2 separate regions of the Homo sapiens genome follow, and region 2 is linked to region 1. Evidence: chromatin loops called from intact Hi-C (ENCODE). Cell type or tissue: IMR-90. All regions are shown on one strand.

What was found. Hi-C counts contacts between places; a loop is a spot of excess contacts. Peaks named below come from ENCODE experiments on the same cell type or tissue, not always from the same donor. Only the 100,000 strongest peaks of a DNase experiment are listed, where the experiment ranks them.
Region 2: a loop joins it to region 1, with 2.5 times the contacts of the local background. A loop is called at or near these places in 3 of 110 quality-filtered maps.

What each region holds. Positions count from the first base shown.
Region 1 is chr10:96,953,455-96,961,454 of GRCh38, forward strand. All of the region lies in intron 7 of LCOR (ligand dependent nuclear receptor corepressor), which reads left to right. Among named protein-coding and RNA genes, the nearest start is that of LCOR, 130 kb to the left of the region's middle. In IMR-90, no CTCF peak of the experiment used is centred here; no DNase peak of the experiment used is centred here.
Region 2 is chr10:96,836,605-96,844,604 of GRCh38, forward strand. The region is part of intron 2 of LCOR (ligand dependent nuclear receptor corepressor); the gene reads left to right. Among named protein-coding and RNA genes, the nearest start is that of LCOR, 8.3 kb to the left of the region's middle. RefSeq lists enhancers at 668-1,168, 3,206-3,705, 4,348-4,642, 6,240-6,739. In IMR-90, no CTCF peak of the experiment used is centred here; a DNase peak (open chromatin) is centred at 4,487; H3K27ac peaks cover 319 bases.

The DNA.
Region 1 (8,000 bases):
GTGGGACGATCGCTTGAGCCCAGAAGGTCACAGCTGCAGTGAGCCATGATCACAACACTGCACTCAAGCCTGGGTGACAGAGCCAGACCTTGTCTCCAAAACAAAACAAAACAAAACAAAAAACACTTGAGTTGTGTAATTAAGGACACCTGTAGAAGTCCATGTGCAGTTTGCATAAACAAATCCTTTGCTTAAGATTCTCTGTAAACTTGGCTACCAGGTTCATGTATTATATGGTTGAAGTTGCTGTGTTTATCCCTCTGAATGGAAAGTGTTTTCTACTGGTTTTGTTTTATGGAAGAAAAATGCACCAATAGGATTGCCCATCTTTTAGTTGAATATTCAGTGTTATCCTTATTGTGTTACTGATGATAGTAGTCCCCATAGAGTTTTGTAGAACATAACTGGTTTATCATTTCTGCAAAGCCCTATTTTGTGCCTAATTAATGTAATCATCCCCTTGGGCATGTTTTGCCACATGTCAGTCTTAATATTGATAATCTTTCTTATTGTGAAAGTCAAAACCTTACAAATTAACTTTGTCTAAGTAGTTGACTTTTTAAACATTGTTTGAAAGCCGTCCATTTGAAATTTCAAAATAGGTGTTTGGTATTTCAAGAAGGGAAGTTTTTTTTAAGCCAGAGAAAACTGCTAAAAAATTGTTTATATCCCTCTGACAGTAATTACTTTGAGTAGAACTTAAGGGGTAAATAAAGAGTAATTTCTTTTAAGCTTGGATTATTTCAAATGGAAAATCATGATACTCATGTATCTGCAACTAGTAGTGTTTTAAAATGAAGACGTGTGGTAAGTTATAATGCAGTGGGTCTTTTGGTTTGGTTTATTTGGGAATTTTTTTTTCTCCCTTGGGGCTGTTAGCCATATATATGTATTCCCCCCCGCCCCCCAAGCAAAATAAGAAATGTTACTTGGAATTGTTTGATTTTTGATGATGAATATCAACTTGTTTGTGGGATAAATGAGCAATTATTTATGGGTTCCAGTAATGTATATGGTTTCAGTTTTAACACTAGTTGTCATGAATGTTGAATACATTGAATTAAAATAAATAATTTGGCTTACTCTTTTATTACTGTACTTGTTTAGTGGTAACGTCACATTGGCAACACAATTCTGTGTAGATCTATGGAGACTGATGATTACTTTGTAATTAATAATTAAGATGCTATTTTCAGACAGTTGCGCGAAACTTTTTCTCCGAAAATTTGTGAACCCAACCAGAGACCGGCTGACAGGTTTAATTTTTCTTTGCCCAAAAAGCTCCTGATTTTTTTTCTTTTTCCTTTTTCCTTTTTTTGTGAACAAGTTTTAAAACTAACTGCTGAGACCATTTTTTTTTTAATTTTAGAGAAAAATAAATAAATAACACAAAGTGATGTTACCCAAGCAAGGCCTTCTAATAAAGGAGTGGTCCCCTCACCCATCCCTCCCTACCTGTGCAAGTCCTGCTCACATCAGTTTCCTTCCATCCAATTAGGCGACCTGGGAGACCCAGCCAGTACCGCCCAGACGGACTTCGGAGTGGTGATGGGGTACCTCCAAGAAGCTTACAGGATGGAACCAGGGAAGGTTTTGGACACTCCACATCACTCAAAGTTCCACTGGCTCGATCCCTGCAGATTAGTGAAGAACTACTGAGCAGAAACCAATTGTCCACAGCTGCCAGCCTTGGGCCATCTGGATTACAGAATCATGGACAACACTTAATATTATCCAGGGAAGCCTCTTGGGCAAAACCACATTACGAGTTCAACCTCAGCCGTATGAAGTTCAGGGGAAATGGTGCACTCAGCAACATCAGTGACCTTCCTTTTCTTGCAGAAAACTCTGCCTTTCCAAAAATGGCACTTCAAGCAAAACAAGATGGAAAAAAGGATGTGAGCCATTCATCTCCTGTAGATTTAAAGATACCACAAGTTCGAGGAATGGATCTTTCTTGGGAGTCTCGCACTGGTGATCAGTACAGCTATAGCTCTTTGGTAATGGGTTCACAAACGGAGAGCGCGCTTAGTAAAAAATTAAGGGCTATTCTTCCAAAACAAAGTAGAAAAAGCATGTTAGATGCTGGACCCGATTCTTGGGGCTCAGATGCTGAGCAGTCTACCTCTGGACAGCCATATCCCACATCGGATCAAGAAGGAGACCCTGGCTCCAAGCAGCCTCGGAAGAAAAGAGGGCGTTACAGACAGTACAACAGTGAGATACTGGAGGAAGCAATCTCAGTGGTTATGAGTGGAAAAATGAGTGTTTCCAAAGCTCAGAGTATTTATGGGATTCCCCACAGTACACTGGAGTACAAAGTAAAGGAGAGGCTGGGCACTTTGAAAAACCCTCCAAAGAAAAAGATGAAATTAATGAGGTCGGAGGGGCCAGATGTTTCTGTAAAGATTGAATTAGATCCCCAGGGAGAGGCAGCACAAAGTGCAAATGAATCAAAAAACGAGTAGGAATACTGTAGAGTGCCAATTACTGTACAAACTGGGTGAGCACTACTGCATCATTGTTCAGCTATCATTGCTTGCACGTAATTTCATTTACTGTGACACTTGCTTCTTTGCAGATTTTGCATTGACTTGTGTGTACAGAGATGAAATGTGCATTCTGAATGTTGCATATTTTAAATTTTTCATGTGCAGTATGGCTCGGAATATGTTTGGCCTTTTGCATGTTTCTCTACAAAAGAGAATTGAGTTACCTCACAGAGAACAGATACATGGAAGTGGACTCCTTGCCTGTAGAGCCTGCATGCTTTTTTGTTTTTTTTTGTTGTTGTTGTTTTTTCTTAAGTTATATTTGTTTTTACTTTTTAAAAAAGAAGAGGAAACAAAGCCCCCTTTTAGAAACTACGTCTGTCATACTGGGAGCTTTATCACTGCAAATTGGAAAGCCATCTTATACAAAATTATTCACATTTTTCATCTACGATTCAACTAATCGAAGGATTAAACTAAAGAAAAAACTAAGAAGAACAATGAACCTTTGACTTTGAGAAATTTGGTTATTCACTGACATAATTATTGGGTCATTTATAGTTACATTTTATAATTTTCTTCTCACTATTAAATTTATTTAAATTAGCAAGCTATTAGTGCTCACCCAGAGGGGAAGGTGGTGGAAAATGTGCACACACTACCTTCAGAAATGCTTCAGTTAATTACTTTGAACACTACCTTTGCTGTAATTTCATTTGAGATTTTCTAAGGGTAGAATTTGGTCTCACCAACAAGTGAGGATATAGCCTTATCTCATGGAGGACGAGCTCCGTATTTACTCAGGAGCAGTCAGGGTACATTACATAAAACAATGGAGGATGCCTCATTTTAGCAAACTAGGTTTCTTTGTATTCTTCAGTCCTTTTACAGAATTGATGTGCTAACTGAATATCATTGCAGCAACTAGACTAAGATATTCAAGATCTCTTTATTGGGGATGGGAGAAATAGGGAAAGAAATGTGTATAAGTAATTATGATATTGCAAAAGTGATACTTAGATTTTACAGCCTCAGTAGTCTGCCCAGTGTCCACATTAATGAAGGATCCATGTTTGTAGTGAGAGAAAAAAACCCCAAGGTAACCCGATATGATTTAGGATGCATATCAGTTCTAACAATTCAATCAGAAGTCAAGCTCATTGGAATTCCTTTTTTAACTGATCCAAATACTAGTAGAAGGGGGAGGGAGAGGTGTTGGGTTTTTTTTTTAAGTTTTTATTTAATTTTGTTGGTTAGAATTTTTTTCTGTTTTTGGCATCCTACATAATACCCCCCTTCTTGACTTTTTCTGATAATTAGCTGATATTCATGGTTGTTTAGCACACAGTTCAGGACCTTTGAGATCATGTTTGTATAAGCACTCCTTGAAGAATATCTAAGCTTTTTCTGAGATGGGCTTTTAAAATTATAATAAGGGAAGTTTATTTTCTGCGGTTTTTGCAAGAATAAGCAAAGCCCATGGAATTTAATTTTTCATTGTGATCAGATTAAAATTACTATTTGTGCAAAACAAATTCCACACCACATGTACTGTATATTCTAATCTGCTGAGAAAGGTGGTCAGGCCCTTCTAAATGCTTAACCAAAAACAAACATTATTGGAGTTTCAGTGTAAAATAAAATTAAAATTGGAGGGTTGGTTAGATTGATTTCAGATGGATACTAACAGTTTGAGGGGAGGTCCAGATATTTCCAAGGCATAAATTCTTGCCTGGAAACTTTGGAGCAATTAATTAAATTAGGTTAAGTTTTCCCTCAGCAACCTGTGTGTTCAAAGGTTAGGCACACCATTGCTGTTACTAAAATACATGCACTGCTCATTCTTGACATAGCTTGGGTGTGGGTTCCTCTTGTTTTGGTTATTTTGTGTAGCAGTTTAATCAGTGGATAACTGAGCCTGTTTCCTCTTAGCTTTCTAGACTTCTTAACAGAAAAAACAGTTTGGGTTCAATAGCATTTTATGATTCTACAATATTTTGTCACCTAGCTGGAAGTTGCAATAAAAATTCCTTATGAAATATATGGTTTTCATCTGTAATTGAAGGAAATCATAGAAAGTTTGCTGAAAGCAAAGGGCTAAGCTTATGAAGGAATGCCTCCTTTGTTACACACTCAAGAATTTGTCAGCACACAATTAATTGCAGCCATAGTACCTTTTTGCGTAATGTTTGGGATATTCAGTAGCCCAGGATTGCTACAAAAAGGTCCTTTGAGAAAATTAATTTGTGCTTGCTTTTATCCCCTCTCAGAAAGACATCACTAAAGGCCCATTAAAAATCTGGCCCTAAAAGTTCAACTTTTGTAGAGTTTATTGTTCAGAGAGGTTTAATCCTATGTGGTAGTCTATATAAGTGATGTATGAGTTGAGTTATGTAAATTTTGTCATTGTAGTGTACATGGAGTGATCATTTTACTAACATAAATATTTTCTATGTGTGTTTCAGTGGATGACAATCGAGCAGCAGAAGAATGGTGTGCCTACCCTTTAATGCTGCAGTTTAAGAGAACTTGTATTGTGTCATTTCAGATTGTAGGCTGAGAGTTGTAAATAGTGAAAATTTGAGTACTTCTATTATTTGTTTTGGTTAGAAAGTGAATTTAAAAAACAAACCAAACTCTAAACTTTCTCAGATTAAAAGTCCTGAGACCTGAAGATTGTAATATTCATGTCTGTGAAGCTTTTAAACATTACACTTGAGATCAGTCATGACTTGATATTCAGGTAAATTTTCTTTTCCAAGAAGCTTTTGAATAAGCATATTTCCTCCAAAGGTCTCTCTCTTTCTCTCTCTTTTTTTGAGTGTAGATTATTTTAAAGCACTAATTGCATTACATTGGTAACTGCAATATAAAATAGCCATTATTGTTTTGTGAAGCATGGTTGAAATTAGCTAGTGGTCCCTTTTGAATTTCATGAGCCTCTCAAAAAAGAAAAACTTAAAAAAAAAAAAAAAAAAAAACAAAAAGCTGCTGGAATATTTCAAAAGATATATATTTTACCTTATTATAGGTTTTGTAAAGTTAGTTTGTAATATTCAGGTGCACTTTTAATGTTAAATTTTGTGTTCAGAGTTCCATTATACCATGTATTTCTCGGAGGTGGCTCATCACACGGCTGGTGGCAGTCTTGGTGCCGCAGTGATTCCTTAATATTTGATTTCTCTCTTGATTTGCCACTATTCTGTATTGGCACTTTCAGTGTAGATATTCTAGTTTGGGGATGTCCTCACAATGTGTAATAGAGATTGGTCTATTAGCATGCTTAATTTCTGCTAATCAGAGTTTTGCATGGCCCAAACAACAGTTGACCATTTTTATGGTATGGGAAAGTGTAGTTCACAACTGTCTTTGTCACGAAAGCCGTTTTTCCTCACATTTTCCAGTAGGCAGATAACATTACTTAAATTATTAATATATAACACTCTTGGAACTATTGATAGGAAATAATGTATTTAAAATAATTTTTTGCATTTTCAGAGACCTTGATGTTATAGGGTAGATAAGCTATGGCACTATAAAATCAAAAACACTAATTCTGTGGAAGGATATCTAGTTGGTATTTTTATCTTTAGCTTTCTCATTTCTGAGACAGCATAGTCATCCAGCTTGATGGTAATGTAGTATATTACTTTGTTCAGTGGGCTTATAAGTGACTCTGAATTATGTTTGTGATGAGCTATACACTTTTTTTCTGTTCCCCAAATACCATGAAGGACAAGGTCACTCTTTCAGGAAAAATAATTTATATTTGTGTATAATACTTTTTAATATTAAGTTTGTTGTTCTGAAGTTTAGATGTTGCTTGATAAACCTTTGCTGCAGCAGATCATGAATATGAGTAAGGCTTTGTGTGATAATAGGGGTCCTTATGTGAAGTTAATTACTGTTCAGTTCTGGTGAGCAAGCTCAACAAGTGTGAAGTGTGTATTAGCTTTATTTGGTACACTTTTACTTTACAATATCGAAGTGCTTTTAGAACTCTGGTTATCTTATATAAACCATTACCTCAACCAATTGGCATTTCTTTTCCCCAACATTTACCTTAGCTATAATATGAGCTATGTGGGATCAGATGGTAAAACTATAAAAGGCACAATGAGAAGTTTAGTTCCCAAGTTTTGGAGAGAACTCTAAATTAGACTAAAAACAACTACCTGTTAACACCAATATCATAACTACCTTCTGTCGTTAGGCAGTACATAGCAACCTTTGAGCTGCTAGTGAGCTATCTGTTCTCCCCCTACCCCCAAGTAAGCACACAGTGCCAGGCCTGGTTCTAAGCCTTTGTGATTCTCTTACATCTCATTGACCCATAATAGTGAAGCATGGATTCATTTATTTTCATAAGACAAATTGAGTCAGCTCGATGTCAGAAGTTGAAAATATTTTGAGTAGTTTAACAGTTATATGAGAGATTGGCATCATTTTCTTTAACAGCTTTTATCTTTGTAGATTTCCTTTTGAGACATGTATTTTTGCTTTTATAATCCTTTCATTAAATGCCAGAGGTTGTTTTCATATTAATCACTCTTTTCTGTATATTCAGGTTGCTGTCATTGGTGATAGAATATGGCAATAGACAGAATTGTGCTCCACTTTATGTTTTTTAGGAGATATTGAAAGTTATAGGTTAAATTTTGGCCTTCTTGAAGATATCAAAGATTGTTTTCCTTGTTACCTTTAATTAGAATTTGGTCTTCATTAATGCTTTGGTCAGGCTAGCATTACTAAAAACTTGATGGCTTCAGCAGAACAGCCCGTTTAGGAGACTATTAAGCTATCTAGGGATTTTTTTTCAAATTAATTGCTTTCAAAATCTGAAAAGGAAAAAAGTATAATTGTGGTACAAAGAAGACAGATCTCCAGGCTCTTTCTTCTCAGTTTATTTTGGTTTAATTCTGTACTGGAGACTTGAATAGGATTTGTGAACATGGTGATGGAAAGAAAAATAGAGGACATTATTTGTGTACCCTCATTCCTGAATAATCTTGCAGTCACCTTTTAAAGAAGCAGACATTAGCCCTGTAACACAACACTGTAGCTATAAACTCTAAGTGTTAGGAAGGAGATTGGGGTGGGGAGGGTGGAGTAGGATGGAAAAAGCATGTAGACTTCTGAGAAGAGGCTAAAAATTCTGCCCTATAATACTAAAAATGAGTCACAAGATAATGTGGTGAAGTTAGGCCATCTTGATTTGATAGAAAAATCTTTTACATTGTTTAAAAATGAGAATCGAGGCTAATTAATGTTGATTTGACAATAGAACATGAGCTAATTCTGCAACCGTTTGGGGGGTAATTTTATGGTTTCCAGTTCATTTAGAGCTGTATCAAGAAAAGCTAAAAAGCAAGCACTTTTAGTTAATCATAGATTTATTGGATATAGCAAATATTATTATAATATTTAATCTCTATTATTTGAATGTGGAAATGAACTCTTTTACCCCATCTTGAACTGTCATTGAACATGCTCAAGATGATCAACACT
Region 2 (8,000 bases), 120 kb before region 1:
TGTGTCATATGATGGTGCAAGCAAATGCTAGGGGTGTTTAGAAGTGAAATCTCTCCCGAGTTGATGGACGATTTCGTGAAGAAGGTGGTGGATTTTTGCTTCGTTCTGATGGAAAAGGCATTCCATTCATGAGAAATGGCATGAGCAAAAGTGGAGAAGGACAGCAATGACTTGTCAATTTAAACTGCAGTTCATGATTAGTGTAAGGGATATACACATGATAGGTTTGCAAAGGTAGGTTGTAGGATTTTCTAATGCAGGTTAGAAAGTGGAGACTTTTTGTTAGGCAACTTGCAGTTTGCAACACGTTTCTTTCCTTAGCTCAGGGGAGGAATGGTAGCTTTAGTTAAGGATTTCATTGTGGAACTCTACAAAAATGACACAGATTCTTTTTTTTTTTTTTTTGAGACGGAGTCTCGCTCTGTCGCCTAGGCTGGAGTGCAGTGGCACCATTTCAGCTCACTGCAAGTTCCGCCTCCTGGGTTCAAGCCATTCTCCTGCCTCAGCCTCCGAGTAGCTGGGACTACAGGTGCCCGCCACCACGCTCGGCTAATTTTTTGTCTTTTTAGTAGAGACGGGGTTTCACCGTGTTAGCCAGGATGGTCTTGATCTGCTGACCTCGTGATCTGCCCGCCTTGGCCTCCCAAAGTGCTGGGATTACAGGCATGAGCCACTGCGTCCCTCTATGTATGCCCAGGCTGGAGTGCAGTGGCGTGATCTTGGCTCACTGCAACCTCCACCTCCCAGGTTTAAGAAATTCTGTGCCTCAGCCTCCCAAATAGCTGGGATTACAGGCTCGTGCCACCACGCCCAGCTAATTTTTTTGTATTTTTAGTAGAGATGAGGGTTCAGCATCTTGGCCAGGCTGGTCTTGAACTCCTGACCTCGTGATCCACCACCTCGGCCTCCCAAAGTGCTGGGATTACAGGCGTGAGCCACCGTGCCCGGCCGACAGATTCTTTTTTAAACCACCTTTACAGGGACAATATTATCATCCACAAGAGTATTATCTTCTAAGCAAGCTCATTTGGAGGTTATGCCTTCCATTGCTGTTACAGACCTATTTTTGGAATACCTTTAGGATTGACAGATTATCATCCTTGGAAGTTGGAGTTGGTATTTGGAAAGAGTCAAAAAGTATTTGCTGTGAAATGTGGCAATTAAAGGTATATGTTAAATAATGGGATTGGCTTTCTTCCCTGGCTTGCAGTCTAGCTCGGAAAGCTCAGTAGAGGGGCTTGATTTGTTTCGATGTGCCTCTGAACCTCTCTCTTAATTCATATTTCCCGTAAGTCTGTCCATCTGTTGTGTGGAATCTCAGTTTGTGATATTGGATAGATGCAAATAAGCAAAGCTGTTACTTTTCATAGTTTCAAATGAAAAACTCAACATCACTACTGTATAAATTATTTTCTAGTCTATCTGTGTTTATTTTTAAATTCCTTTTACTATTCTATACACTTGCACATTGCTCTGGGGGTAAAAATCCAATATAAACCATTAGCTCATTTTATTGACCATTCTTGTATTCAGCAAGTATCCCAAGTACAGTGGTCCATACCTTGAATTTTTTTTCACTTTTTAAGTGAGATATAATTTACATACCATAACAACTTAGTGGGTTTCAGTTATTTCAAATACAAGGTTGTACATATATCATCACTGTCTAATTCCAGAACATTTTATTTTTATTTTTTCTCAGCAGTGGGGTCCTGCCATGTTGCCCAGGCTGGTCTTGAACTCCTGGGCTCAAGTGATCCTCCTGCCTCAGTCTCCCAAAGTCCTGGGATTACAGGTGTGCGCCACCACACCCACCCTCAAAACATTTTTATTTCCTAAAAAAGAAACCCCACATCCATAGGCAGTTCCACATTCCGTTCTTCCTATGATCCAGCTCTTGGCAGCTACTATAATTTGTTTTCTGTTTCTGTGGATTTGTCTATTCTGGACATAGCATGTAATTGGAGTCATACAATATATGGCTTTTTGTGCCTGGCTTCTTTCACTTAGCATAATGTTTTTAAGATTCATTCATGTTGTAGCATTATCAGCACTTTGTTTCTTTTATGGCTAAATAACACTGCATTGTGTGGACATACCACATTTTGTTTATCCGTTAATCAGTTGATGGATATTTGGGTTGTTTCCACTTCGGGGCTATTATGGATGATGCTTCTCTGAATATTTGTGTACAAGTTTTTGTGTGGACATTTGTTTTTAGTTCACTTGAGTATGTACCTAGGATGGAATTACTGGGTCATGTGGTAACTGTTTTAATTTCGTAGGAACTGCCAAATTGTTTCCTAAAGTGGCTACGGTATTTTACATTCCCATCAGTACTGTATGACAGTTCCGTTTATCCACATCCACTCCAACACTTGTTGTTATCTGTTTTGATTATATAATAGCTATTTTAGTGGGTATGAAGTCGTATTTCAAAAAAACAAGAAATAAATACAAAAAAATAAGACAAGTTATATTTCATTGTGGTTTTGATTTGCATTTTCCTAACAGTGTGTTAAGCATCTTTTCATGTGCTTGTTGGCCATTTGCATACCTTTGGAGATACATTTATTCAGATCCCTTGCCCATTTTTAAAATTGGGTTATTATTTATTGTTGAATTGTAAGAATTGTGTATATATTCTGGATATACTTACAGTGTATGCTTTGCAGATATTTTTTCTCATACTCCCCATTTAAGAACAAATACAGATCAATACATGACCAGATACACTGTAACAAAAGCTAAACTGCAGGATACCTTATGAAGAGAATAAGGAGCGTAGTAATAGAACGAAATAGAATTCTCAAGAAAAGCCAGGTGCGGTGTCTCACACCTGTAATCCCAGTACTATGGGATTACAACTCCATTTGCAAGAGTTTGGATAGAGAAGGACACCTTTGCTCTATATTGCCCTGTCACAAATGTTTTGAATGAATCTGTTCCATTTCTGAGTTTAGTGAGAATTTGGGTAGTGAGAGGAATCTCACTAGCAGTATTTTTGAAATTTAAGATTACATTTTTTTTGTTTGCATTTTATAAAAACCCAGACATCTGACAAGTTATACAATATATTTTTTCTTGCTTTTTTTTTTTGAGACGAAGTCTGGCTCTGTTGCCCAGGTTGGACTGCAGTGGCGTGATCATGGCTTATTGCAACCTCTGTCTTCCAGGTTCAAGTAATTCTCCTGCCTCAGCCTCCCTAGTTGCTGGTATTACAGGCGGGTGGCACCATACCCAGCTAATTTTTTTGTAGTTTTAGGAAAGACAGGGTTTCACCCTTTTGGCCAGGCTGGTCTCAAACTCCTGACGTTCCGCCTCTCTTGGCCTCCCAGAGTGCTGGGATTACAGGTGTGAGCCACCACCCCTGGTTTATATTTTGTTTCCTGGTGCTAAGTTAAATATACTGTTTTTAAAGTGTTTGTTTGAATTTCGTTGATTCTTGGTTTCTCTGATTTTTGAATTGGTTAGGTTTGGTCTGTTACAAAGTGTCAGGTATAATGATGTCTTAAGGATGAAACTAAGTATCTTATGGGGTAGATGGCCGAATTTAAGAATCTTTTGCTTAATGGATTGTGAGGGTCAAGTTAGGAAAGCTGTGTAGTAATGAGTGGCATCTTCTAATGATTTTTGGTCTTCTTTTTATTCCTTTGTTTCATGTTTTAATCTACTTTTTGATAAAGAGAGTTGTAGATTCTTTTAGCATATCACTTAATCATTTTTCTGAATTCATTATTGTGCAAGCCAGTGAATTTTACATAGTAAAAACTAGTATTTGTTGTATCTTTACTATAATGAAGTTCTTATAATTGAGGGTAATAGAAGGATCCTGTCATGTGTAATGTGCATTTGTTAGTATAAGAGCAGGATACGTCAGGGTTTGCTAAAAGAAAAAAATGATGGCTGTAACTAGGGTTTAGACTAACGTTTCAAATTTGGTATTGGGAGACTAGAAATTAATATGCTTCAGACATGTCTATTTTAAAATTTCCTCTCTATATATTTTTTAAAATTTAGATTAAAGAAAAATAGAGATGGGGTCTGGGATTACAGGCATGAGCCACTGCTCCTGGTCTAGACCTGTCTAAAGGGACTTTTCTTTAGACTTTAAATGTTTTCTAGAGCTTAAAGACAAAAAATAAATTTTACTCAGTTGTGCCTTACAATTGTATTAAAAACTATTATAACAATACCATTTGAAGTAAAGCAGCGTTTGTTATAACTTCTGAATCATTGAAAATTAGTCCATCACAGGCCAGGTGGCTCACGCCTGTAATTCCAGCACACTGGAAGGCTGAGGCAGGCAAGTCGCTTGAGCCCAGGAGTTGGAGACAAGCCTGGGCAACATGGTGAAACCTTGTCTCCACACAAAATACAAAAATTAGCTTTAGCTGTGTGTGGTTTTGTGTACCTGTAGTCCCAGCTACTCGGAAGGCTGAGGTGGGAGGATCGCTTGAGCCCAGGAGGTCGAGGATGCAGTGAGTCATGATTGCATCACTGTACTCTAGCCTGAGGGACAGAGTGAGACCCTGTCTCAGGAAAAAAGAGAAGTTCATCACAGTTGTTTACAGAGGTGAAGGGGATTACTTAGAAACATATAGTTGTCTCACAAGAATTTTTTAAATGTGCAGTAATCTAGATGAATAATTAACTCTTTAAAATAACAGAAAGCAGAAAGTATCAGAAAATGTATTAATGGTATCACCATCTTATATATCTGCATGACACATTTAATACTTTCTAGAAAACTTACACTTTTTTTTTTTTTTTTTTGAGACAGTCTTGCTGTGTCAGCCAGGCTGGAGTGCAGTGGCACAATCTCGGCCCACTGCAACCTCCATCTCCCAGGCTGAAGCAATTATCTTGCCTTAGCCTCCCGAGTAGCTGGGATTAGAGGTGTGTGCCACCATGCCCGGCTAATTTTTGTATTTTTAGTAGAGACGGGGTTTCACCATGTTGGCCAGGCTGGTCTCGAACTCCTGACCTCAAGTGATCTGCCCACCTTGGCCTCCCAAAGTGTTGGGATTACAGACATGAGCCACCGCGCCTGGCCAAGACTTTCTTTTTGGATTAGAAGATGTTGTGAACACCAGTATTATTTCCCATGATAATTGCTATTATTGGAAAGCCTGTTGTTTTAAAAAATAAATAAATAAATAAATAATAAAAAAATATAGAGATGAGGTCTCATTATGCTGCCCAGGCTGGTCTCGAGCTCCTGGACTCAAGCAGTCCTCCCACCTCAACGTCCCAAAGTGCTGGGATTACAGGCATGAGCCACTCCACCCGGCCAGAGCATTATTATTTTTACTCATAATACTAGATAGTCTGTGACTGTTGTTTTTGATCTCATGATTAGCTTATTTTTCATAAAATCTGAATCATTTTATCATTATCAAAAAATGATTATTGTGTATAGTTCTCTTAGTACGTGATTTTTTAGAGTTTTGCAGAAGGTAAAAGCATGCTTTACCTTTCCTAAACTCACAGTATAAAGGGAAAGAGAGGCCAGGCACAGTGGCTCATGCCTGTAATCCCAGCACTTTGGGAGGCCGAGGCGGGTGGATCACGAGGTCAAGAGATCGAGACCGTCCTGGCCAACATGGTGAAACCCCCATCTTTACTAAAAATACAAAAATTAGCCGGGTGTGGTGGCATGCACCTGTAGCCCCAGCTGCTTGGGAGGCTGAGGCAGGAGAATCGCTTGAACCCGGGAGGTGGAGTTGCAGTGAGCCGAGATTGCGCCTCTGCACTCCAGCCTGGTGACAGATCAAGGCTCAATCTCAAAATACATACATACATACATAAATAGGAAAGAGAAACTAAAGGGATCTATAGAATGTATCCTACTTGATAAAAGAAAATTCCACATGTGAAAATGTGAATTTACCACAAAGACATCTGTTTCACTTTACAACATAATTCATATCTGATTTAATATAGTAACAGGCTCCTCTGGTACGTTTAGAATGATCAGTTGATACAAAAATTTTCTAAAAAGCTTGCTTTTTTTTCTTTTCTTTTCTTTTTTTTTTTTTTTTGAGACTGAGTCTGGCTCCGTCACCCAGGCTGGAGTGCAGTGGTGTGATCTCGGCTCACTGCATCCTTTTCCTCCCAGGTTCAAGTGATTCTTCTGCCTCAGCCTTCCGAGTAGCCGGGATTACAGGCATATGCCACCACAGCCCACTAGTTCTTGTTTTTTTTGGTAGAGAGGGGTTTTACCATGTTGGCCAGGCTGGTCTTGAACTCCTGACTGTGAGTGATCCACCCACCTTGGCCCCCCAAATTGCTGGGATTACAGGTGTGAGCCATCATGGCCCGCCCCTAGTTTATACAAATTTTTGAAATAAGTATACATTGTATGTAGAGGAAGCGAATGTTGAATTTGTTAAATTGAGTCATGCACAGATTCAGTTTGATGATCTCTTGTTTTTCACGTTTTTTTATTGTTGCCATTGCATGGATATTTGTGAACTTTTACCTGGCTACTCCTCTTCCTTCCAGTCAATGCAAGCATGTTTTGTTTGTTTTTTTGGAGACAAGGTCTGGTTCTGTCTCCCTGGCTGGAATGCAGCGGCATGATCATAGCTCACTGTAAACTCAAACTCCTGGGGTCAAAGTGATCCTCCTGCCTCAGCCCCTGGAGTATCTGGGAATGCAGCATGTTTCATCATGCCTGGCTAGTTTTTGTTTTGTTTTGTTTTTGGTAGAGATGAGGTCTTGCTATGTAGCCCAGGCTTGTCTCGATCCCCTGGCCTCAAGTGGTCCTCCTGCCTCAGCCTCCCAAAGTGCTGGGATTACAGGCATAAGTGTCTTTGGCCCAATGCAAGCGTATTTTCTAGGTTGTTTGTAGGTATTTACCCTTATATCTGCCCACTGGATATTATCCTGTTCTCTTTTACCTTTTTTTCGATTCAGTATTTATCAAAGCTAGAAAGGATGACGTAACTTGTTTTCTTGTCCAGCCATATCATTTAAAGGGAAAGGAATTTAAAATAAATCTTTTAGTTTGGAAAACTTCAAACATACAGAAAAGTAGAATAGTACAGTGAACAAACACCCAGCTACATCAACTAATGGCTATTCTTGTTTCATCCCTAACTGAATTATTTTGGAGCAAATTCCAGACACCATATTTAGTATTGAATCTTGGTTGTATCCTTTTGTATGGCACCATCTTCCTTTTCCCACCTCGCATCCCCATCAAGTGGTTCATAAGTTTAAAGAAATAAATAAGACATTTAAATATGGAGAAGTTTTTGCTTCTGTTTTGTTTACTTGTAATGTTTCTTAAAAGCTACCATATGTTGAGCATTTACTGTGTGACAGACAAGAGACCTTTGATGTTGTTAACATCTGTTTTACAGGCGGGGAAACAGATTTAGGGAGATTACAGATTTGATTCGTAATCACTCAGCTAAAATGTGGTAGACCTGGGATTGGAAATCAAAATTTTATGCTCTTTAACCTACCTACCTTCCCACCCTCCCTCCCTCCCTTCCTTCCCCCCTCCCTCCCTTCCTTCCCTCCCTCCCTCCCCTCCTGTACCCCCACACACCCCAAGACAGGGGTCACTGTGTCACCCAGGCTTGGAGTGCAGTGGCATGATCCTAACTCAGTGCAGCCTCCGACTCCTGGACTCAACTGATCCTCCTGCCTTAGCCTCCCTAGTAGCTGGGACTATGGGTATACTCCATGGTGCCTGGCTAATATTTTTATTTTTTGTAAAGACGGGGTCTTGCTTTGTTACCCAGTTTTCTTCAATCTTCAGCATTATGCATATGCCCTTCTTTTAGAATTTCCATTAAGTTGCCCGTCTTTGTTTCTAATTACTGATTGCTTATGTGCTTTATGTTACATTAAGGTATTTTGGTTTCTCTACCCATAATCTTACCATAAACAGGAGTTTATTCTATTCATTTTCTGTTCTCTGGCTTTGACTAGAATACCTTGCCTCCTTCTCTTCAGCTGTCACAGTCCTATTTGTGTTTCCTTTT